2 separate regions of the Homo sapiens genome follow, and region 1 is linked to region 2. Evidence: read pairs that join two places in POLR2A ChIA-PET (ENCODE). Cell type or tissue: GM12878. All regions are shown on one strand. Links, peaks and the distances in the headings refer to the core of each region. The heading gives the core; the rest is flanking DNA.

Region 1 (12,453 bases), core at 1,599-9,598, 110 kb before region 2:
GGTCCAGCTTCAATCTTAGACTGGCCCCATGTGCTTGGATCTTGGATTTAGGGTTTTCTCAGCATTCATACCTTTCCTCCCTGTGGCAGCCAAACACTGCCGTGTTTCTCTGTGGGTGTGGTGTGAGAGAGTTTTCTGCTTCTTTCTTACAGGTAGCAAAATTAGAATGGTATTGTTACAGGGTCTTCAGCTCAGAATGGTTTCCTGTCTCTACCCAAAGGTAGAGATTTTTTTCCCTTGACTCTTTTCTTTGCTGTTGTGGATCTTAACCTGTGCTCTAGGGGGTGACAGAATGCGCTGTCAGGTCTTTAGCCCCATCCCCAACAGCTTAAAGCTTTTCCTCCTGCAAGAGGCTGATTTAGGCAAGAATGCTGGGATTTGTGCTTTCCTGCAGTGACTGCCAATTATGTCTTGTAAGCCTACACTTTTGCTGGGGCTCTCTCTGTGTCTCACCCTGCCCCTAATTACTTCTTCCAACATCTGTGAAATGGCCCTACCAGTGAATATAAACTCCTTCTATGTCTGCAACTCCCAGCAGTTCTATATTCTGATGATAGCTCTCACTCAATCTTTTACCCAGTTTCTTTTTCTTGCTTGTATGGCAGATAACATTTCTTTTTCTATGCTCTGCTGCAGTTGTGCCAGTCCATAAGCTGCCTGTCTCCCTTGGAGGAGTGTTTTCCTCATTGGAGTCCAGCCTACTTATTTGCCCTGTAATCTCAGGTCTCTGATGGGTTAAAGCAAAGTTACAATTTTTCTATTTATCCAGCTTTACTTATTGAGGCAGAAGCAACACTCTTTTCTAGCAGGAATGGGAACTCTAGCCATCTTCCATTGCATCTAAAATTGAAATATTGGTATCAGAAACGCAAGACCTTTGTCAGTATTCTCTCTGAACCATAAGAAGCATTGCAAATCATATTATCACTGTACATCACAGATCATAATTGAAATACCTCTCTCCTATTCAGTCTGAGAAGGAGGGCATTGTTTTCCCTTCTGCTGCACCATTTTCCCTTCCATTTTCTTTTAAAAGAAGACTAAGGTCTTTTCTCAAAAAATGTTGAGAGAATTTTATATTTAATTGTTAAAAGTCTCACAGAGACTAGAGTCTTTATTGGGCCGCTTGATGGAAGAATTGGCAAGTGTCTGAGTTATTTATTCTGTGGCTTCAGTTAGGTTGTGAGTCATGGTAGTAAATTTGGACTCAATAAGGAGAAATCCCAAGAAACATAGCAAGGCTGAGGAATTAGATAATTACAATTTACTTTGGTTCGGATGGGTTTTCTCTGGGCTCTTCATAGATTTTGAAGATGCGATTATGGATATTATGAATATCTACAGAGCAGTCTCCACATTTTTATCTACCTTGGGCTTAATAAAAAAAATATGGAGAGAAACAATTTTTAATCCATACAAGAGAACTTGGATATTTCTCTTGAAACAATTAGAAGCAACTGAAGAGCTTTGCGTAGGACATATTTTCATTTCCTGAATGAACAAGTGATTGACTGAACCAATGAGAGTAAGAATCCAAGTATGGCAATCTTATTTTGAATTCAGATAGATAAAATTTTAGAGGAGGAATGTCCAGTTTGCTCTGAAATAGGTAACAACCAAGAAAGGGCAGATACTTTGTGTATTCCAGTTTTGGTGTTGGCAAGTTGTCAAAACCTTAGCTGAGAGCACAGAATTAAGAGAAGAGGAAGGTTAAGGCTTAGGCACTGTGTCAGGCCTGCAGCCACATGTGATAGGGTTCACTTAGCATCCTTAGCAGAGGATTCATAGGAGGGATTTTTAGGAGAATCTGTAGGGAAGAAAAATGACTCATCAGAGTCAGAAGACTAGTCTTATGTGCTTGACCGAAACAATTGGGTTTGGGGACTGAATAAAGAAATACGGGATTTAGAAACTGCAGTCTCATTTCTGGAGTTTCCATGAATTAGTTAGGTGGCTACAAGATTAACTACAGATCCTAGCATCTGTAGCAGTGTCTCCCCACATATCTCCTTTCTCTGTTGTGGTTAACCAAATCTTGTGATAGGCATGTGACTGCAGGGAGGACCCAACTAGCAGACCCAGCTGCAAGGAACATGAGAATCAGAAAGCATGGTAAGCCAAGCTGGAGTTGGCAGGATTAGAGTGAAATGTAGCCAAGGAGATAGAAAAATGCATCTGGTCCAGAATAGGCTGCTGTTCTACATGGTCCAAAAGTACTCCAGTCTATAGTCTCACCAAGATTGCATCTCTCTGGCCAGTGTTTAGGGATCCTGCCATAAAAATCTTTATTTTGTATGCGTGTTTTTTTTCCCTAGTGTCTTCCATACTATTTTCCTCAAGAGATTTGGTTGAGCAGATATAAAGTCCTGTACAATCAATTAAGCTTTAAAATTCCATGTTTCACATGTTGCTTTTTTAAACGGCATACTCCATGGGAAGAAATAGAGATGTGATGTCATCCGAGCAGTATGGCTTTTACATGTGGTCCTGTGTGGTTTCTAAGGCAGTTGTGAGGGTGTGCTTCCTGGAATGAACTCAATGACTTCCTTTCTGGGTCTTATCTTATGCACCCTAACCACCAGCTGCTAACAAATGCCTGGGTAAGGTTTGTGAGTTTTTCCTGAGAATGTGGGAATAGGCAATTGCCTCAGGTTGAGTTCCGATCTTTTTGTAAGGCTCTTCTAACATGTTCTTCACAGTGGGCTCTTTGAGACAACAAAAATATGTTGCAGGTCTTCTGGCTGTGATGATGATATGATAAGCTGAATAGTTTTAGTTGCTTTCTGGAAGCTCACAGAATATTGACCCTGTGTCGCATTGGTTTCTGCATCTGTTTGCTGATAAATGAGGAAAATAATCTTCCCATTGGGAGACCTTTTGTACCAATACAATATGTAATATACAATATTAGTTTTGTATGCACAGTCCAGTTTCACGGTCTCACCCTCCTGCGTAGATATTGCTGGTTGGGATTGAATGACCCTCTGTGACATGCTGGATCCCGTAAATGAGAAGAAATAACAAGATTGGTCCCCTGAGCTGACCTGTAAGAGAGCTTCCAAGAACTTTTGGGGCAGGGGTTAAACCTTCAGTAAAGGCAGGAGTCAGAATCTGGTTCCTTTCCTCTTCCTTCTTATTACACCTGAGTGTTTGTCACATATGACCAGTTGTTCATCCCCTCTTCCCTCCCCACTGTCTTCTCCCAGTCCTAGACTGTCCTCAGCCTATCAGCTACTGTCCTTACCAAGGAAGGCAGAGGCCATGAGTGCCCGTAATATGCTGCCAACAGTCATGTTGGCACCTCTATTTCTAGGAAAAAAAACTGCCTGCTCAGAGCCTGAGACCTACTTTATTCAGTTTTGTATAAAGCTCCACCTAGAATTATTGGAGGTGAGCAATGCATCTGTCTCAGAATAGGAAAGAAAGTGGTACAGTGGGGAAGGCAGGGGCAGGGACAAGTTGTTAAATCATATCCTGCTCATACTTGCACAGACTAAATTGAGCCACTAGATGTGTTTAAGACAGCTCTTTCCCTAGCAAAGTTTGCTTAGTTATTCTCCAGACATTTTGGGGCCACAAAATTTTATTCCCAGATTTAGACTGAGATTAAAAAGATACCTATATATTTTTTTGAGTGAAGAAAATATATTTTACTTTAAAATACAGATGTGGTTTTGTATCCTTGGATGTAGATAGACATACATATATTGTTACACACAAAATTTCAGGGTGATACTAGAAACTATGATGTTTTCCCTGCCTCCTTTCCATCTTAATTGATGATTTCAAACAATTCTTTTGCAGTCTACTCTGTTTTCTGATTATCTTAGACTTCTGCTTATCCTCCCAATGTGTGATTTTGGTAACTTTGTTAAGACAAAAGAAAACTTCCATTCTATTCAATTTTATTTCTCTTGGCTCAGTTATAATAGAAGATCACTTCCATTGATAAAATATTATTTCCCATCATCGTAGTCCATTTTATGTTACTATAAAGGAATACTGAGACTGGGTAATTTATAAAGAAAATAAATTTATTTGGCTCATGATTTTGTAGAGTATACAAGAAGAATGGCACCAGCATCTGCTTCTGGTGAGGGCCTCCGGCTCCTTCCACTCATGGTGGAAGGCAAAGGGGAGCTGTTGTTTGCAGAGATCACAAAGTGAGAGAGGAAGCAATAGAGAGGGGGACATACGAGGCTCTTTTCAACAACCAGTTCTCTTGGGAACTAACAGAGTGAGAACTTATTCATTCTCTCCACTCCAGAGCATTAATCTATTCAGAGGGATCTGCCTCCATGACCCAAGCACCTCCCATTCAACCCTAATTCTGACACTGGGGATCACATTTCAACATGAGATTTGAAGGGGACAAACATTCAAACTATAGCACTTGGGATTCCAGGCTACTGGACAGTTTCTGAGATAATAATACAATTATCTTTTTTCTCTACTTTTACCCCTAGCCCCTCAAGTTGCCCAGATTAAAAAAATATTCTGGAGCTGCCATACCATGTTGATTACCACCCATAATTTGATTTAGAGAACCTAGGCTCACTTAAAATGACCACCTTTGGTTAATAATAAAAATACTAGATAAAATTCACTGAACATTTATCATGCTCTAGGAACATTATGTACATATTATTACTTAATCCTCCCCTTGTGAGACAGTTGAATCTTGTGAGAAATTATTACAGAGAGGAGACAGAGGCTCAGACACATGCTCAAGATCACGTATACAGTAAATGAAGAACCTGGGATGTAATCGTCCTCTAATTTAAGAGAATGAATTTTAATTCCTGCATACTACCTCTTGTTACCTTCCTTTTCCTACTTCTTGTTATCTTATCTCTTTCTTTTATTTTTTGCCCAAAATTAAAACAGAGGAATTACTTCTATTGAGTTAAAAGAAGTGTTACAGATTATCATGAGATCTAGAATCTAAATCCTTTTATTAATCTTTTTTAGATTAATTTTATTGAATATAAATTACATGAAATAATATATCACATTTTAAGCATAACAGTCAAGCTGTTTTTGAAAAATGTATATGTAGCAGGATGAGCCACAGACAAAACCTCTCAGACACCAAGTTGTAGAAGGAAGGGCTTTATTCAGCTGGGAGCATCGGCACACTACTGCCTTAAAATCCAAGCTCCCCAAGTGCACAATTTCTGTCCCTTTTAAGGGCTCACAACACTAAAGATTTCACATGAAAGGGTTGTGATTGATTTGAGCAAGCAGGAGGTATGTGACAGGGGCTGCATGCACCAGTGGTCAGAGAGAAACAGAACAGGGCAGGGAGTTTCACAGTGTTCTTCTATACAATGTCTGGAATCTATGAATAACATCAGTTTCTAAGTTATGAGTTGATTTTTAACTACTGGGTTTAGGCCAGGCAGGCCCAGACCTGGTTTCGGGCCTGGCGTCAGGCTGCCTGTCTTTGGTTTTACTTCCTTGTTGTTTTTTCTTAAAACAGGTACTGAGTATAAAACAATATAAAACAGTACGAGAGGGTCTCTCTCTTCCCTCATTTACATCTGTGTAACCACTATCCTAATCAACATATAGAATATTTTATCACCTTTTAAGTTCCTATGTGACTTACTGTTGTCAATGTCCTTCTTCCATTCCCAATACCTGGAAACTACTGATCTGATTTTTGTCACCATCGATCAGATTTGCTTTTTTCTAAAATTTCGTATGTATACAATTATATGGTAGGTATTCTTTTGTGTCTAGCTTATTTCTTTCAGAATAATGCTTTAAAATTTATCCATATTGGTGAAAGAATCAGTACTTTATTTCTTTTGGTTGCTAAGTACTATTCAGTTTTATGACTTGTGATATTATGAAGTATATATTCAATCTTTGACCCCTTTTCCTGACATACGACTCCTAAAATACTTAGAAACTCTGAAGCGATGTCTTATCTTTGTTAATGATTGACTGAACGGATGGCTGGCAGCCCCTGGGTAACTTCAGGATGGGGGATGGGAGAGACAAAGGCATGATTAGAGAGTTGGGACTTTCAGCTCCATCCCCAATATCTGGGAAGGGGAGAGAGTCTGAAGGTTGACTACCAATGGCCAATGATTTAATCAATTATGCCTGTTTAATGAATCTTCCATAAAAACCTAAAAGGACTAGGTTCAGAGAGCTTCCAGATAGCTGAACACATGGAGGTTCCTTGAGAGCGGTGTGCCCCAAGACAGTGAGGACGCTCTGCACCCCTTTCCCCCATACCTTGCCCTTTGCATCTCTTCATCCTTATGCTTTGTAATATATGTATGCCTTTATAATAAACTAGTAAATGTAAGTAAGTGTTTCTCTGAGTTCTATGAGATGTTCTAGCAAATTAATTATTAATTGAACTCAAATGGGGGGTCATGGGAATCTCAATCTGGAAAGAAAAATAAAATCTGAAAACCACAAAGTTATTATGCCAAGGGGAAAATTAAGGTTGGAAACGGAGTCACACAAAACACTGCCTTCCTTCTGTTCCCAAACAGGTAACTCTAATTTCACATGCTTACTCTATCGTATGTAAAATGTAGATTTACTGAGGATGAGATGAATGCTTAATTGATTTTTTCCTCTACTCTCTTTTTTTCACACACAAAATGTGGATTCATTGAGTGTTAATCAAAGCCTTATAAGAATGTAACCACTTGTCTCATTGCCTACTGTCCCTCCTTTTTTCCCCTTTCCCTCCTGCTTGCTCTTACACCTTAAATAGTTAAGTTTCCAAAACCCTCTTTGGAAAAACACAGGTCAAGGATCCTACTGTGACTTATGTTTCTATTTCCCAGGCATATCCTCGACTGGCAAAATAAACCTCTAATCAATAGAGATCTGCCTCAGTCACTTTTTGGCTTACATGTTGGTGACCACGAAGGGACTCTGAGTGGAGTCTGGCTCTTGGCCTCCAGCAGGTCTCCTATTGGGGCCCTGGTACCGGCTGGAGCTCTTTATTACTCTTACAGATTGGATGATTTGCTATGTAAGTTCTGGGAACTTCTCCCTCCAGAGATCCCTGATCTCCCCCAAATTTTCAATTGGGATCTGAGGTTTATTCTGCTGTAAAACTCCTTTTCTGGTAGTTTCTGCTTCCATGATGGCAGACAGCAGTCTTCAGCTTGGGTCCATCTCCAGGTAAGGAGCTGGTTTCATATTGGGATTTGGTAGCTGAAGGGCAAGGTTTATTGTCAGTTGGCTATAACTTACCCTTATGCTGAGAGATCGCAATTATATGTGAATTCTGTGATCACTTTTTCTGGTTTTTCTTTTCAGTTTTGGTCCACCTTCTGTTAGACTTTACCAACTCCTGGCCCCCTCTAATGTTGAATGAAACTCTGCAGCTGGAGAAAGTCAATTTTCACTTCTAAAAACCCTGGCTGGGTAAGAAAGGTCAACAATTTGACTACCTGAGAAGTTTCATTTACACAACAAGACCCTTTTCCCATCCTTTCTTTCGGTGCAATTAATTTAAAGATTTTAGGGATCTCTTATTCTAAACAATTAACAAAGAGATCACATTTAAAAAGGACATATAATAGTGTCATGGCCAGCCTTAAAAATTCTCTTGACTAAATTAAGAGTGAAAAATCTGACCTAAACCAGTTCTGGTAGGTAAAATTCCTGCAGAGGCTTGGGTTTGCTTTCTGGTCAAGGAAAAACAAAGGCCACTCCACCTGTGGCCCAATAGTTAAAATTCTGCACTTTCACATCCACAGGGTGAGTCTGATTACTGGTCAGGGATCCAGCCCCTCTCGGTTTAATATTTGTGTGACTTTTTTGTTGGGTATCAATTTATTATTGATCTTTATGATTGATCTTTCCCACTTCCATAGCTTTTTGTTTCCTGTCTTTTTTCATCTGTTGGGGGCACATGAGGCTTTGGGGCCTTTGTGTGCATATGGTCAGCTGAGAAGGTAAGACTCTAAACACATGGCCTGACAGAAATATGGGTTATACCCCATTTATTGGTAATGAAACTTTCCTTCGCTGAGCGATCTTTGGGGTGATTCTGGATCTTGTTAAAAAATGCTTGCCAACTCTTTGGAGACAGCTTGTGTACCCACGGTTATATAATAACCTTGATTAAGGCACCTGGGGGTATATCTTTTGGTAAAGAAGTTCAAAAGTCAGAAATATCAACTGTTTGTCTCAGCTAAAATCTGATAATAAGAGATTTGACAGGATTTATTTAAAGGGCTCCATAGTCAAAAGTTGACTTAATTAAAACTGATATTTAGGCTATGTATGTATTTACTTACTGCTTTAAGGCCTCTGTTCTCTCTCTCTCTGTAAACATTTCTCAGGCAACTGAATTTCTTCTTAAACCGCTGCTAGGAATGTGCACTCCCTCTGTCTCTCTCTTTCTATCGCCCTTTCCTTCCTCTTGCCACCCTCAGTGCCACATAAGAAGACAAAAACAAACAAACAAACAACAACAACAACAAATTCTAACAGCCTGGGATTCCTTAAGAAAAAACAGAAAATGTGCCACAGACCCATTTATGGGAGAAACTGCTATTTTTTTCCTCAGGGAATCCCAAGAGTTGAAAATGGACAGTGTCTTCTCAGATCTAAAACTCTTCTCTCCTTTGCATTGCACTACCAGAAATTTTTGCTTCTGGAGTTACTAGAAATTTCTTTTTATTGTGAAAAGCTTGCCTTTGGTGTGTACAATGGCTAAGGAATGGGCTGATCGCAGAGTGGGCTGATTGGCAATGGGTTGCCCACCAGCCTCAGGGGAAATGTATTTGCAGTGAAATGTACAGTGAAAACATGGCGTGTCCTAATCCCCATGGTGTTTACCTCTTTTGGGGGACCCAAGATTTAGTGTGAGTTATGCTTTGAATTCAATGGTCCAGATAAAAAAGAGACTAAATTAAAAGCACCTATCTAAATGAAATTGGTCACCTTATAAAAGCCCGTGATAAATTTATATAATTTTGTGTTACTTGGCATCCATGTTTTCAATCTTCCTCTAACACAACCAAATTTAAAGAGCTTAAATTCCCTGTCTCTGTCTGTATTTTGAGATGCAAATCCTTTATCTTGTTTCACCTGAGAGTTATCACTTCAGAAATGCAAATTTAGGGTCGCCTAACAGTTGCCTAGAGCAATAAAATAGGTAATTGAAACTGTGAATAAAAACAACTACTTAAATTTGGTAAATAAAAAATCATATAGTTCTACAAGATCTGCTTCTGTCTGTGTGTCTGTGTGTCTAGTGTCTATATATTTATATGTGTTATGTGTATGTGATGTTTCACAACCAAAATATGTGAAAGAGTTCTAATTAATTGACTTAAAAAGTAAACACTTAAATATTTTATGAGAAAAATAGAAACCTTAACTCAAACACCTTTAAGTTCATGTGACTTTAGTAATCTTTAACAAATAAAGACAATTTAAAAATTATTGGTGAAATAAAATAAAATAGAAACCTCTTCCAAATTTAATTTAGACATTTTGTCTGTCTATTGGCCTGTTGTTCAGATATTATCTCTGCTAGATGTTTTAAGATCATAAAATGTGTTTTTATGACAATTTTTGACACTTAACTTGTCTATAAACTATGTTTTTGGATTTGGGCCTTTAGGAGATTGTGAAGCCTAGCTCCAGGGATTGTCCTTTGTCTTGGACTCTGTATCTGGTGCTTAATTAGAATTACTTACTTCCTCAGTTTTTCACTAAGAATAAGAGTTACTAAGAAGTAACATTACAGTTTATGTATATAATTATACTAGCTATGGCCGGGCGCAGTGGCTCACACCTGTAATCCCATTACTTTGGGAGGCTGAGGCGGCCCGATCACCTTAGGTCAGGAGTTCAAGACCAGCCTGGCCAACATGGTGAAACCCCATCTCTACTAAAAATACAAAAAATTAGCCAAGTTTGGTAGTGTGTGCCTGTAATCCCAGCTGCTTGGGAGGCTGAGGCACGAGAATTGCTTGAACCCAGGAGGCGGGGGTTGCAGTGAGCTGAGATTGCATCACTGCATTCCAGCCTGGGCGACAAGAACGAAACTCCATCTCAAAAACAAAACAAGACAAAACAAAACAACAAACTACTAGCTATAAGAGAAACAGTTATATATGCAAAGTGTATAAAGTTGTTTTGTGTTTTTGATAAAAAGCTTCTAAGAAGGCATGGGAATCTGGTTTCTGTTAAAGAGAAAGTAATTTTTCCCAGCATGGAGATCTTTTTAAATTAATTTTTTAAAATTAAGTTTTTAAAAAGTTAATTTTAAAGTTTTCTGAGTAAAAAAAATGATGGATAAAACTCAATGAATATAGAAAGTTGAAAAATTAAATTTTTGTTCTAGGGTAGACTGATAGGACAAGACTAAAGATTTAAGCAAGTTGTAGAATGTTTGTGGAAGACTGATCTTGTGGAAGGAATTCTGTGTGTGATTATTTTGTTTGTTTTTTCTTTCTTTTTCTTTTTCTTTTTTTCTTTTTTTTTTTTTTTTGAGACAGGGTCTCACTCTGTCACCCAGGCTGGAGTGCAGTGGCGTGATCTCGGCTCACTGCAAACTCCACCACCCAGGTTCAAGTGAGTCTCATGCCTCAATCTCTCAAGTAGCTGGGATTACAGGTGTGTGTCACCACACCTGGCTAATTTTTATATTTTTAGTAGAGTTAGGCTTTCGCCATGTTGGCCAAGCTGGTCTTGAACTCCTGGCCTCAAGTGATCCACCCGCCTCAGCCTTCCAAAGTGCTGGGATTATAGACGTGAGCCACCACACCTGGCCATTCTCAATTCTTATCAACATATGACTCAATTAAAACTTGTTGAGTGTTTCCTACATGCAGTGTTGTGCTGGGTTGATGTGAAAGGAACAATTGAGGAAGGATCTTGACCATTGGGCAAACTGGTAAGATAACTCAGGGTCCCTTGGGCAAAGCTGGAAATCAATCAGAATAAACCTCAATGAGAAGAGAAGGCAAGGCAAATATAAAATTGAAGTACTTCTAAATGCCATTTCCCCAAAACAGATATTTAAAACCTTGGAAAAAATAATGCTAGTGACCTTTCCAGATAGGTAACAAGATTAACAATCTAAATACCTACCGTGTACAATCCTCACGTCCAAGAAAGAACCAGACAATTTTTTTTTTTTTTTTTTTTGCTGTCCTATTGTCAAGCTGTGGGTACCTAGGAGAAGAAAGAGAGGTTACTTTTCACTTTCAGATAGGAATGCAGAGATCCAAAAGGAGTTTATATGTATAGCTTCAGTCAAATAGGAATTCACTCCAGTTTTTGAAACTGAAATCTATGTAATTTTCTCTGAATCTAAGTTATCTATCATATAATACCAACAAAGCAATTAAATAATTATCAAGAAAACAATGCCAAATTAGATATGGTCTTAAGGCCATGGCTTGCTTTTTGTGTTATATGTTGAAGCAAATGAATTTCCTTCAGGTTTCTCTTTTATCATGGATGAACCTTCTGGTAAGTTCCCCATACTCCTGTGGTGGGCATCTATGCTAGGGGAGCATCTGCGGCTCAGCTTTAGGTTTGAGTACAGGTCTTGGAGGCCTGGGTATCACTGTGTCTCTGTGCCGCAGAAGTAGGTTCCTGAGTAACTGAGCTGGGAGGCCGTAAGGTACAGGGAGCTTTGCTGCTTTTTTTCATTAAATGAAGCAGATATTTTGTCATGACCCTTCTGTTCTCCACCCTTCAGTAATATCATCAGGAAGACGGGTGCTTCACCATGCTTCTGCCTGTACCAGTGTACAGAATATAAAGCCTTGGAGGAACTGCAGTTGATGACAGCATCTTCCCCTTCTCGGAGGATCACGGCTTGAGGACTCTGCACTGGTTGTTGGCTTCTCACCCCTGATCAGAAAGACAATCGAATGAGATGCTCAATCTCGTGAAGGGAAGGGTGATTTTCTCTCTTCCTTCCTTATTTAAAACATTAAGCATCACCACATAATTACGGTACATTTTCCTCACTTCTTAGGTCTGGTTCTTAAAAGGGCCCTTCCCAAGACAGAAAGCTATTGTCATTAAGATGCTGTCATATCACAACCTCTCCCAGACTGAATCGTGTACTCACAGGTCAACTGCCACAACAAGGTGCCTGAAAGCACTTTCAGGAGAGTCTCCATCCTTGGCCTGCCAGAATATCCAGTCAGCTTCTGAATGGGCTTCCTTAACAGGAGTTGCTTTGAACTCAGAATGAGGCCTGTTGCAATTGCTTCCAGGATATTGCAACTTTGGGGGCAACCAATCAGAGACACATCACAACAGTTTAACTGCAGAGAACTAAATGCATCTACCTAGAATACTTTTTAAACAGCTCTCCCCTGTGGCCAGACTGAGGAATGTTGATTAAACTGTGGATTTTGGCTTTTCTTGAGTAAGTTTTCATACAGGATAGGTTTTTTTCTTGCTATAAGAAGGGCCTATCAATATACTGTGTTA
Region 2 (12,453 bases), core at 1,379-9,378:
CTCAAAGAAATAAAACCATGCTGAGGGAAGTAAAAAAGATATGATGATGACTTCTTATCAGCCAGAGAATATCTATAAAGTGGTAAAAATTATTTTTTTATGAAAGGAACAAAATAGAAATTCTAGAGTTGGGAAAGTGCAATAACCAAATAAAAAAATTGACTGGAGGGTCAAACAGTAGGTTCGGGCTCCCTGAACAAGGAATCAGTGAACTTAAAGATACATCTACAGAGATTATGCAATCTGAAAAACAGACAGAAAAAAGAATAAAGAAAAATAAACAGGGACTCAGAGAAACGTGGTACATCATTAAGCACACCAATATACGCATAGTGAGAGTACCAGAAAAAGGAAAGGAAGAAAAAGGAACAAAAAAATTTGAAGAAACAATGGCTGAGAATTCCCAGATTCAAAAAAGCATTAATCTACTCATCTAAGAAGCTCAGTGAACTCTAAGTAAAATGAATGCAAAGAGATCCACACTCAGACACATCATAGCAAAAATGTTAAAAGACAAATAGAATCTTCAAAGTAGAAAGAGAAAATCAAATATTTATGAGAGAAACTCAATAAAATTAACAGCTGACTTCTCAACAAAAACAACAGAGCTAGAAGGCAGTGGGAAGATATATTCAAAGTGCTGAAAGAAATATACCATCAATGAAGATCCTATATTCAGCAAAAGTATCTTTCAGACATGAAGGTAAAATAAAGACATTCCTAGATAAATACAAACTGAGAGAATTTATTGCAAGCAGACTCACCTTCAAGCAATAATAAAGGAAGATCTTCAGGCTGGGAGCAAGGGACTTCAAACAGTAATTTGCATCCACACACTTACTAAAAAGATAGTGTGACTGCATATTTATCCCCTTTCTACTATTAACTGATTTAAATAACTACTGTATAAAACAATACATATATAATTATATTATTGGACTTACAGGAATGTAACATATTTGATAATAAAAGAATAAAGGAGGAAGGCAGATTGCAAAACTATATTGGAGTAAGACAGTGACACCAGATGGCAACTTGAATCCACAGGAACAAATGATCACTTCTTGACCTTTTGGCTATGATTAAGTGCACAGGAACAAATGAAGAGACCCAGAAATGATAAGTAAGAAGGTTAACAACAAACACTTCAATATATATTTGCTTTCCTTTTTTCCTTCTCAGCTTATAAAACATAAGATTATATAAAGAAATAATTATAAAATTATATAAAAATTATAATAACCTATTGTTTGTAACATATATACATATAATGTGAATAACAATAATAAAGGGAATAAGAAATAGACCTATATAGAAGTGACATCTGAAAATCCCATTGGAGTTAAGTTAGCATAAAGTCTGAAGTGAATTCTGACAAGTTTAGATGTATATATATTGTAAGTACTAAAACATCCACCAAGAAAATAATTGAAAAAGCATAGTGAAAAAAATAAAGGAATGAAAATATTATACTATAAAATATTCACCTAATGCAAAGGAAAGCAGTTAAGGAGGTACAGAGGAACAAAAAAGACATAAGACAGAAAGAAAATAAAATTAAAATGCCAGATATAATCTATATCAATGATAACATTAAATGTTAATGGATTAAACAATCCAATCAAAAAGTAGAGATTATCAGAATGGCTACACACACACACACACACACACACACACACAACTATACACTGTCAGAGACACACTTTAGATACAAAGATACAAATAAGTTGAAAGTAAAAGGATAGGAAAAGATATGACTGGAGTCACTACATTATTATTAGACAAAGTATACTTTAAACCAAAAAATGTTACTAGAGATAAAAAGGGAAATTTTATAATGATAAAAGGGCATCCATTAAGAATATATCAGTTATAAACATATATGCACCTAATGACATATCCCAAAATACATGATGCACAAAAACTGACAGAATTGAAGGGAAAAACAGAAAATTCAAGAATAACAGGTGAAGACTCAATACCTCACTTTCAATAATAGATAGGACAAATAGAATACCAACAAGGAAATAGAAGACTTGAACAACACAAAAGCCAGGTAGACCTAACAGACATCTATCTACCCAAGATCAGATTACACATTCTTCTCAATCATGCATGGTTATATTTTCCAGGATAGATCATATTCTAGGTTATACAACAAGCCTGAAAAACACATATGGGAACATAACATTTTAAAGTTTTTTCTCCACAGCTATTTATCAATATGTGAATATTTAAAGAAATTTTACTTTGCTGCACTAGTGGGATAGTATGCAAATATTTGCCCTTGTCTGTTGGTACATAATGTGGTGAGGTAGACCTGAATGTGCTTGAGACACACAACTAAGCTGGATCACTGTCTAACTAATGTCTAACAACATGCTTATTGGAATGGTGTTTCTTTTCTTTTTATTCTTTTTACTTTTTACCCTTTTGGAGTCCTGCATACTGTCACTTAAATATTTATTTTGATTCTGTCCTCTTATCAGCTACTCTACTCCTTCCAAGTTAGATATTTATAGGGTAGGAGGAGGTGTGTATTGAAAAGGGAAAATAAAGACCAAAGTCTCAAACCTGTAGAGCCAAAAAGAATCTACGGTTAAAACTCTACCTATGTACAAAAGGAATATTAAGCTGTGCAAAATGCTGCTGCGGTGGCCTCGTGATGTGGTTGTTACTGGTAGAGGAACCGAGCCCGGATGAGGGTTTGTGTACAGGCCGCAGGTGCCTGGGGAGCACTGTGGCTCCACAGCACAGAAATAAACGCCTGAGTCTGTGGTCTGGGAAGAGGAAATGTACAATAAGCTGTAGCGTTCCGTAGCGACAGTCGTGGCGCTTAATCTTCCATTCTGTTTTGTCCCTGAGGGAATGTAAAACAGGTTGATGAGCTGTCCCCAAGGGTTTTGATGAAACCACTGCAAATTGTTCACAGAGTCAGAAAAATTGCACCGCAGCGTGGAATTGGCTCCCTCCTGGAGAATCAGGTCTGGAGGACTCTGCTCCACTTGTATTCCTCTCACACCTGGTCAGAAATGGAGAAAAAGTCATAGGTGATGGGCAGTTTAACATCTGAAGAATCCTGAAAATGCCCCCACAGGTTGTGTGAATAGAAAGACTGCATGACTTTTTAACTCCTTGCCCTTCCTCCCCTCAACAAGGCTGCAGCTGCTAAATCCTTTCAGATTCCCACCTTGGACAGCCCCAACTCACAGCAAACCTGGGCACTCAAGAGCCCCAGCAGAGCTCCCAATATCCTCTTCATGATGCTTTGCCTTCTTGCTCCGGGCATTTTCACCATAAGATATATTTAACTAAACCTTGGGGAGGTCGGTGTCATGACTTGGCTCTGGAACTGTTGCTGCTCCTGCAACCAATCAGCTCCACCCGACAAAGCCTGCTCACGCCCAGATGCTACTGAGTTTTTAAACAGCGTTCTGTGACAGGAAGCCCCACCCGCCGACTTAAACCTGGCTGAGAGCCGGGGTGGAAAGGGGTGGAGTGGAAGGGAAAAAGAAAGGTCATTATTCCGTAACCTGAGGGATGTTTTCTAATAATTCTGGATATAGTAAAGAATGTGAAAGATCCTGTGAGAAGGAAAGGGAGGGGCCTCCTCGGGAGGACAACGTGCCTCAACTGTAATACTAATTCGAGCCTGGAGAGGATCACAGAATGAGTGTCCACATTTTAAACCCCCAAAACAAGAATGTGTTCTGACAAGAAGGTCTTTATTAGCCAATTTAGGTGAAAGTCATTCCAGTCATGTAAAGTAATAAGAACATACATGTTATGTATTATATATGTAATAATTTTTATTATTAGAATATATGAAAAGTGTGGATTAGGACTCCTCTGAAATAATCAAGAATTGTGGTAAATATTGTTATAAGAAATGACCCTAGTAAGACTGTAAATTGTGAGAGAAAAAATAAGATCAATTCAAATTTTTTTCTACGTATTACCCTGGATGGGCAATATGTTTTATTTTTCTAATTCTTATTTTATACAAACTTCCTTTATAGCTTATCTTACAGTCCAGTAAATCTTTTTTCTTTTTTTTTCTGTCTTCCTTTTTTCCTTCCACTTTCTCCTATCATTACCTTCTGTTTCCATGTTCTTCCTTTTCTCTCTCTCTCTTTTATTTATTTACTTATTTATTTATCTATTTATTTATTTATTTTTGGTTGAGGGTAGGGGGTTCTAGTTACATGAAAGGGACAGAAGAATACTAAAGAAAAGATGGCTTTCAACAGTTTAGAAATAATTTTGGACCTGTGAAATAAAAGTTCATATTTTTTTCTTAGGAAATCTTAGGAAATAAAAATTTTTTAAAATCCGAATTCCCTTCTTTGGAATTCTCCACTTTCCCTTTTGCTGTATATGATTCTGTTTGATCCAGGATTTTCTGATAGATACAGATAAAGATAATAATATAAAGACAAAAATTTAAATATAGGTATATATATATGCATTTCAAATATAACCTAGAACTTGAATATTCATATGTCATTTATCTTGTTTTAGAGGACAGAGCTACAATTGAAAAGAATACTCAGCAAAAATATGTTTCTTATGTGCTGATAATGATTTAGTTTGTCCTTGCACATAATTATTCTTCCCTCTTTACTCTTACTGGCCCTCATCCTTATACTCAATATATTTCTCAAATCTTTCAACAACTATTCACTACTAGATCCTTCAGAGCCGTCCCTCAATTTAAGAGAAGCCTATATGCCTCCTGACGTGCTAAACCTTGAGAAAGACTACATCTTCCTCAGCATATATGGACAGCTCAGCCCAGCTGTCTTTTCCTAGGGCTGTACCTGTGGGTTGACATGAAACAACAGAAGTGTCCACAGAATGGAGAGTACCATAAATAGGGCCATGAGACCCCACGGTGGCTTTTATGAAGATAAATACTTTAAATGTAATTTTATGTAATTAGAACATCCATTTAATTCATACGTATGAACTGAAAAAATATGAGCTCACCAATTTGATTCAGTTATAGTTAAGTCAATATATTTAAGAGTGTTTGAGACCTTGGAAATTAAAAAAAAAAATGAATTGGATACGGTTTTTCCTTCAGAGAGCTTGTGATATAGTGAGGAGACAAACATCTCTCTGAATGTAATAAAGGTTTACAGGATATCATTTTTAAAAAGCATCCTTAAACACCACATGAGCACCAAGACAGTAACAATTATGTCAAACTTCTATTACAGGATGTGACTTGATGGGGGATGTGATGCTACATGCCTTCTGTGGAGGTGACGAGACTGGAGAGTAACAAAAGCAAAGATGGCAAACTTTGAAAAGTGACCCTTTGTTTTAAATACAAGAAGGACAGAAGATGAGCAAGGTTGTGGACAGTATGACCCTTAGACTCAGGCAAGAGCCCTGCCCAGAGCCTCATATTTTACAGGGCCACTCAATCACACAGACACACACACACACGCAAATGTACTGAAGAACACGGACTGTCTCTGTCACTCAGGACCGGGCACAATCTGTAACCTAAAAAACCACTAACACAATTTTTCAGATTTGAGAAAAATACTTCTTCACATACCTTGACCTTTGTCCTTTTCAAATATTAGAAATATTTGTGGGTTGTGCCACTGCTGCCATAGGAGGCAGACTCTGTTTATACGAAAATAATTTGTTTATGCTTTTCCCCCAGACTCCATCAATAATAATAATTATCTGTAGATGGATTTGGAGGTAAAGGGGATGAAAAATGAGAACACCTATATTTTCACTGAAGTAGAAATTAAAGTTCTGCAGGCACAACATTGGATTAACTGCTCAAGAACGTTCCAAATAGTTACTATTGGCACTGTGAGGAATGGTGTAGAAAAATAAGTAAATATGATCTTATAGTAGCTCAGGTTTTAGGTTTTGGAAGAACCTCCATACTGTTCTTCATAGTGGCTATACTAATTTACACTCCTACCAACAGTGTACAAGGGTTCCCTTTTGTCCATGTCCTTGCCAGCATTAACACTTTTTGTTTTTATATTTTTTGGTTCCATACTTCTTAATTGACTTCATATGACTCTGATTTGGAATTGGGGCCAAGGGTGGAGGGGTTTCAAGGAAGGGAAGGAAAAAATTAATTAGCTAGCCCCATCTTTCCTCTCAGCACGGAGGCAATAGATTCTTACAAAAAGAAATACTGTTTCCCGAGGGTGCTGAGGATCTATTTTCTTGCATCTCTTATGTACTCATTTGTGGTTCTTCAGGGTACTCATGAATCAGCATAGTATTCACTATAGTTGCTCATGATGGCTGGAACACTTTGTAATATTCAACAACATTAGTTTTAAATTGCATATATTTTATCCTAGATTGAATCTGCATAAAGAGTGACACTGATTAGCTTCTTTATATACTAGATGAATGTTGAAACTAGCATTTATTTTAAATACTGTGATCGAATTAAACTTAAAAACAAATAAATTCTAATTTTATTTAAATATATTTTATTAAAGCTATTCATTGTTAATTATTATTTATATTTTGCTTTTTAGGTTTACTAGATTATTCTAATGGTTTAAAAGAAAATTAGCTGTTTTTAAAAGTTATGAAAATAATTTGTTTTTGCTTTTGCCCCAGACTCCATAAATAATAATAATCTGGAAATGGATTTGGAGGTAAAGGGGGTGAAAAATAAGAACACCTATATTTTTACTGAAGTAGAAATAAAAGTTCTGCAGGCACAACATTGGATTAACTGCTCAAGAACGTTGCAAATAGTTACTATTGGCACTATGAGGAATGGTGTAGAGAAATAATTAAATATGGTTAAGGAATCAACAATAGTTATTGGACACTCAGCAAGTATTAGGGAAATTGAATTGAAAGGGAGAAAAACAGAGAGAGGTAATCTGGGTAGAACTGATAAAGGGTAGGTCATCCATAGAACAACCAACCCCAAGATTCCACATGGAACTCTGCCATGATGTTGTGTTTAATTTAGACTGCCTTTCGCTGGGGACCACCAGATTAAAAAAATAAAGCCTTTTTTTTCCCTTTTATATTGTCTTTGGAAAGATTGCCTTGCACACATCCTTAAATGTCAGCTTTAATTAAGTCTCCCAGTCTCAAATACTTTCATCAGTGAGCTGAAGTCCTTTGAAGAGGCTTCTTTCCTCAAAGGACTGTAGCTCACTGAAGTCAGGATACTGGGTAAAATAATCTGTAGATAATGCAGCTTGAAATAAACACTCATTCTGGGTTTCTGATTGTTTGAGAGATGAGATTAATAACTAAAAGCAAATTGATTTGCCTTATACCAATCCACATGGCCAACCTTAAGTCATCCCAGTCCATCACTATCTGAAATACCTTGGTGCAAATCACCTCCTCCTGCTTGTTACAAATCCTATAGTCTAATTTCTTCTAGAATCAGGTACAAGCTCTTTCCTTTGCAAAATGGCAAATAAGAAAATAAATTAAAGAAATCTAAGATGTCCATAGGAACTAAATGCTAGACAGGATTCTACTTTCTTTGTACTGTTTGCTTTCACAGAACACGTCAACTTCCTGAAAATAACTGAGGCTGAGATCCTTAGTTGTTTAAGCTATGTGTCTCAGGTAGTTTTTATGTAGCCCCCACTACAGTCCTGGGCAATGCGGGACTCAGCACAGAAGTACTCAGCGTGTCGTTCCAATAGGCTGAGGGTTTCCTCAGGAGGAAGCAGTTTTCATTCTTCTTAAATTCAGCCTCAAAACCGTTAATTCCTGAAAGAACCCTATATCCTGATAGGTACTTCAGGAGAAGCTGGAGTCCTTGGCTGAGGTATTGCACATATCAGAAAATATATGTTGGAACAGAAGATCAATAATAGTTACACCTCAGCTCCAGAGGGGCTCCTTCAGAGACAGCGACATGAACGTCAGGCTGAGTCACAGAATGGGCAGTGGTTTTTCCTACAATGCCAATGCTATGTCAGTGAACTCAGCTAACACAAAAAGTCCGTATTCAGAGTCAAATAGACAATGCTCCATTTGTGGACAAGAGAGTAAAATGGAATGATACCCACTTGGGAACAGGAGTACCCCAAGCGTCAAGACACACAATGAGATCTAGCCAAGCACTGAGGGAGCAGCATGCACCTTTCCAGGAGATTCCCCACAGACACAATCTGACCACGGGGTAACTTGAATCCAGGTTGAAACTAAGGAGAAATGGCAGGGATTTAGATTTCTTCTTCTTAGGGATCTTGTAGAAACTGCTAGTAAGAGATGCTCTCTTGACAAACTTGCCTGCCTCTGGTGTCTGAGATTCTTTATACATCGCTGTCTAAAAGAATGCTCAGTCAGAAAGGACACCTCTTTAACCTGTAGAGAAGGAAGGAGCTTATTCTAATCTTTTAAAGAAAAGCCATTTCCAATTTAGGCAACAACACCCTCCAGGGGCCAAATAGAGGGCTAAGAGAAATTCACAATTTTTGTGAACTTCCTCCACATCCTTCCTGCCCTTCTAGTGTTGAATTTCAAAGATTTATGATAATGTACAAAGGAGGATTTATGTTTGTAAGCCTGAAACTTACAAGATGGAGGATTTTAAAAAGAATAACATAAAAATAAGAATAAAACTGGGTACAAAAATAATTTTAGGTCAGAAAATCACAACAAACTATAAATTTTAAAACACGAATACCATAAATACAGAATTCAGAAATTTACATATTTCCTTGTTTATCTGACACACTTCTATAATACTTTATTTTTAAATTTTCAATTTTTGTGGGTACATAGTAGTTGTATATATTTTAGGGGTACACGAGTCGTTTTGATACAGGCATGCAATGTGAAATAATCACATCATGGAGAATGGGGTATTCATCTCCTTAAGCACTTGTCCTTTGTGTTACAAACAATCCAATTACACTCTTAGTTTAACTGTACATTATTTCAAAATTCACAATTAAATTACTTTTGACTATAGTCACCCTGTTGTGCTATCAAATAGTAGGTCTTACTCATTCTTTCTATATTTTTGTACTCATTAACCATCCCCACCTCCCCCCTCATTCCCTCACTACTCTTCCCAGCCTCTGGTAACCATCCTTCTACTCTCTATGTCCATGAGTTCAATTGTTTTGATTTTCAGATCCCACAAATAAATGAGAACATGCAATGTTTGTCTTTCTGTGCCTGGCTTATGTCACTTAACATAATGAGCTCCAATTCTGTCTATGTTCTTGCAAATGACAGGATCTCATTGTTTTTTATGGCTGAATAATACTCCATTGTGTATATGTACCACATTTTATTTATTCATTCATGTATTGATGGACACTTAGATTGCTTCCAAATCTTAGCTGTTGTAAACAGTGCTGCAACAAACAGGAGTGCGGATACCTCTTCAATATACTGATTTCCTTTCTTCTGGATATATACCCAGCAGTGGAATTGCTGGATCTTATGGTAGCTCAGGTTTTAGTTTTTTGAGGAAACTCCATACTGTTCTCCATAGTGGTTATACTAATTTACACTCCTACTAACAGTGTACAAGAGTTCCCTTTTCTCCACGTCCTTGCCAGAATTAAGATTTTTTGTTTTTATATTTTTTGGTTCCATACTTCTTAATTGACTTCATATGACAATAAATTTGTAATATTTCCTATATAGAGAAAATAAGATAATGAAGTCTTTACTCCAAACATGTTTGATCAATTTTTTTAATTCACAGTTATGGTTGATGGATCAAGCAAAAATAATAACACTGTCTGATGAGGTTCTAAATATATATTGGGGAAAACATAAAGAAAACTGTATCATGAATTGGTGAGGACAACTGAATGTAAAGGGAGACAATGTTTTTATACTTCATTTAAATTGGTGGAATGACATCACCAATAGACAACTGTGTTATCTATTTATAATAGCCATTAGAGCAAACACTGAAGAAAGCTACACAAAAATACACATCCAAGGCATTATAGGTAAATTGAATGGAATTTTAGAAAATGTCAAATAATTCACAAGAAGTTAGGAGATAAAACACAGGGAAACAAAAAACAGAACAAACAAAATTAAATGGAAGATTAATCACTAAAATATACATTACATTAAATGCAAATGATGTACATATACCAATTAAGATACAGAGATTGGTCTACAAACAGCAATGAAAAGAGAGTTAAAATACAGAGAAAGTGAAAAGAGTGGAAATATGATCCAACTACAGCTGTCTACGAAGACCTCATTTCTAACTTAATGACATAGGCATGTTGAAAGTAAAATATAGGCCAGGTGCGGTGGCTCACGCCTGTAATCCCATCACTTTGGGAGGCCAAGGCTGGTGGATCATGAGGTTAGGAGATTGAGACCATCCTAGCTAACACGGTGAAACCCCGTCTCTACTAAAAATACAAAAAATTAGCCGGGCGTGGTCGCGGACGCCTGTAGTCCCAGCTACTTGGGAGGCTGAGGCAGGAAAATGGCGTGAACCCGGGAGGCGGAGCCTGCAGTGAGCCAAGATTGCGCCACTGCACTCCAGCCTGGGCGACTGAGCAAGACTCCGTCTCAAAAAAAAAAAAAAAAAAGAAAGAAAGAAAGAAAGTAAAATATATATCGTGCAAACATTAATCAAAGGAAAGTCAAAATAATTATATCGATATCAGGTAAAGTAGACTTCTGAGCAAAGCAAAGTACCAGAGACAGAAGAGACAGAAAGGAACATTATATATTGTTGAAAGGGTCAGTCTTTCAAGAAGGAATAGCAATGCTAAATGTGTATACACCAACCAAAAGAGCTGAAAAATACATGGAAGAAAAACTCATAGTAATGAAAGAAGAAACCGATGATTCTAGAATTATAGTTGGAAACTTCAACACCCCACTCTCAATAACTAATAGAAGAGCTTGCCAGAAAATTAGCAAGGACATAGACGAACTCAACAACTCTGCTAGCCAACAGGATCTAATAGCCATTTCTAGAACATGGCACCTACCAATGGCAGAATAAACAATCTTTTCAAATGCCTGTAGAACGTATACCAAGTATGCCATATCTTAGGCCACAAGACAAACCTCAAAAAATTAAATGTAAAAGAATTGAAACAATAAAGACTATGTTTTATAACCACAATAGAATACAACTATAAGTAAATATCAGAAAGAGAGCAGAAAAATCTCCAAATATTTGAAAATTAAACAACATACATCCTAATAATCCAAGGATCAAAGAAGCTCAAGGGAAATCAATCATACACTGAACCGAGTGGAAATGAAAATACAACATGCCAAAATTTGTAGGACATAGTCAAAGCAGCATTGAGAGAAAATGTATATCCCTAAATGCAAATATTAAAAATGAAAAAAGTATCCAAACAAAAATCTAAGTTCCCACCTCAAGAACCAAGAAAAAGAAGGAAAAAATTAATCCAAAGCAAATTTAAGGAAGGAATTAATCAAGATAAAAGCAGAAATCAATAGAACTGAAAACAGAAACAAAAATTAAACAGCCGTTTTTAAAAAGATGGGTAAAACTGACAAACTTGTAGTAAAACAAAGAAAAAAAAGGCAAATTACTAATATTAGGAATGAAACAGGGAGTGTTATTACAGACCCTGCAGACATAAAAAGGACATTTGGCAAAAACAAAGGAAATAGGAATAAAGTGTGGGCTTTAGTTAATTTAAAAAAGAAAGAAAAACCAAAAATGTTTAACATCACTGGCTATTAGAAATATGCAAAGTAAAACTACAATGATTTCTCCATACCTCTTAGAGTTGCTGAAGTATTAACCAATGACAACACAAAATGCTAGCAGAAATGTGGAGAAATTAGATTACTCAAACACTGCTGGTGGGAATGCAAGACAGTACAGCAACCTAGAAAATACTTTGGCGATTTCTTATAAAACTAAACATACACTTACTCCATGTCTCAGTAATTGTACTACTTGGTATATATTCCAGAGTACGAAGACTCACCTTCATACAAAAACCTGAACATGAACACTTATAGAAGCTTTAATCATAATAGCTCAAAACTGGAAACAACCCAAATGTCCTTCATTAAGTGAATGTTTACACAAACTGGCATATCCATGCTATGAAATTCTACTCAGCAATGAAAAGGAATGAAACATTAATATATACAACGACCTGTATGAATCTCCAGATAATTATGCAGAGTGAAAAATATTCATGTTCATAAATATCCTGAATGATTCCATTTATATAGCATTCTTGATAAAATTATGGAAATGGAGAACAAATTAGTGGTTGCCAGGGGTTAAATAGTAGATGGTGGCATAATGGAAGTTGCTATTGCTAATAAAAGGGAAACATGAGGATGCTTGTAGAGATGGAAATGTTCTGTATCTTGACTATATCGACATCCATATTCTGGCTGTAATTATATCATTGTTTTGATATATATACAACATATCAAAGATAATATATTATTAGAGGAAACTGGATAAAAGGTACATGG

The links. Peaks named below come from ENCODE experiments on the same cell type or tissue, not always from the same donor. Only the 100,000 strongest peaks of a DNase experiment are listed, where the experiment ranks them.
Region 1: POLR2A ChIA-PET joins it to region 2 with 5 read pairs; 1 of 35 experiments calls an interaction of 5 or more read pairs at or near these places.

Annotation. Positions count from the first base shown.
Region 1 is chr14:22,168,113-22,180,565 of GRCh38, reverse strand. It overlaps LOC124903284 (a long non-coding RNA gene), which reads left to right and starts at 7,185. Exons shown (of 2, transcript XR_007064069.1): 1 at 7,185-7,404; 2 at 11,708-12,453. It also overlaps TRA, TRAV30 and the pseudogene TRAV31. In GM12878, for the core only: no CTCF peak of the experiment used is centred there; a DNase peak (open chromatin) is centred at 5,202.
Region 2 is chr14:22,061,499-22,073,951 of GRCh38, reverse strand. It overlaps TRA and TRAV22. Among named protein-coding and RNA genes, the nearest start is that of OR4E1, 390 kb to the right of the region's middle. In GM12878, for the core only: no CTCF peak of the experiment used is centred there; a DNase peak (open chromatin) is centred at 2,781; H3K4me3 peaks cover 404 bases; H3K27me3 peaks cover 264 bases.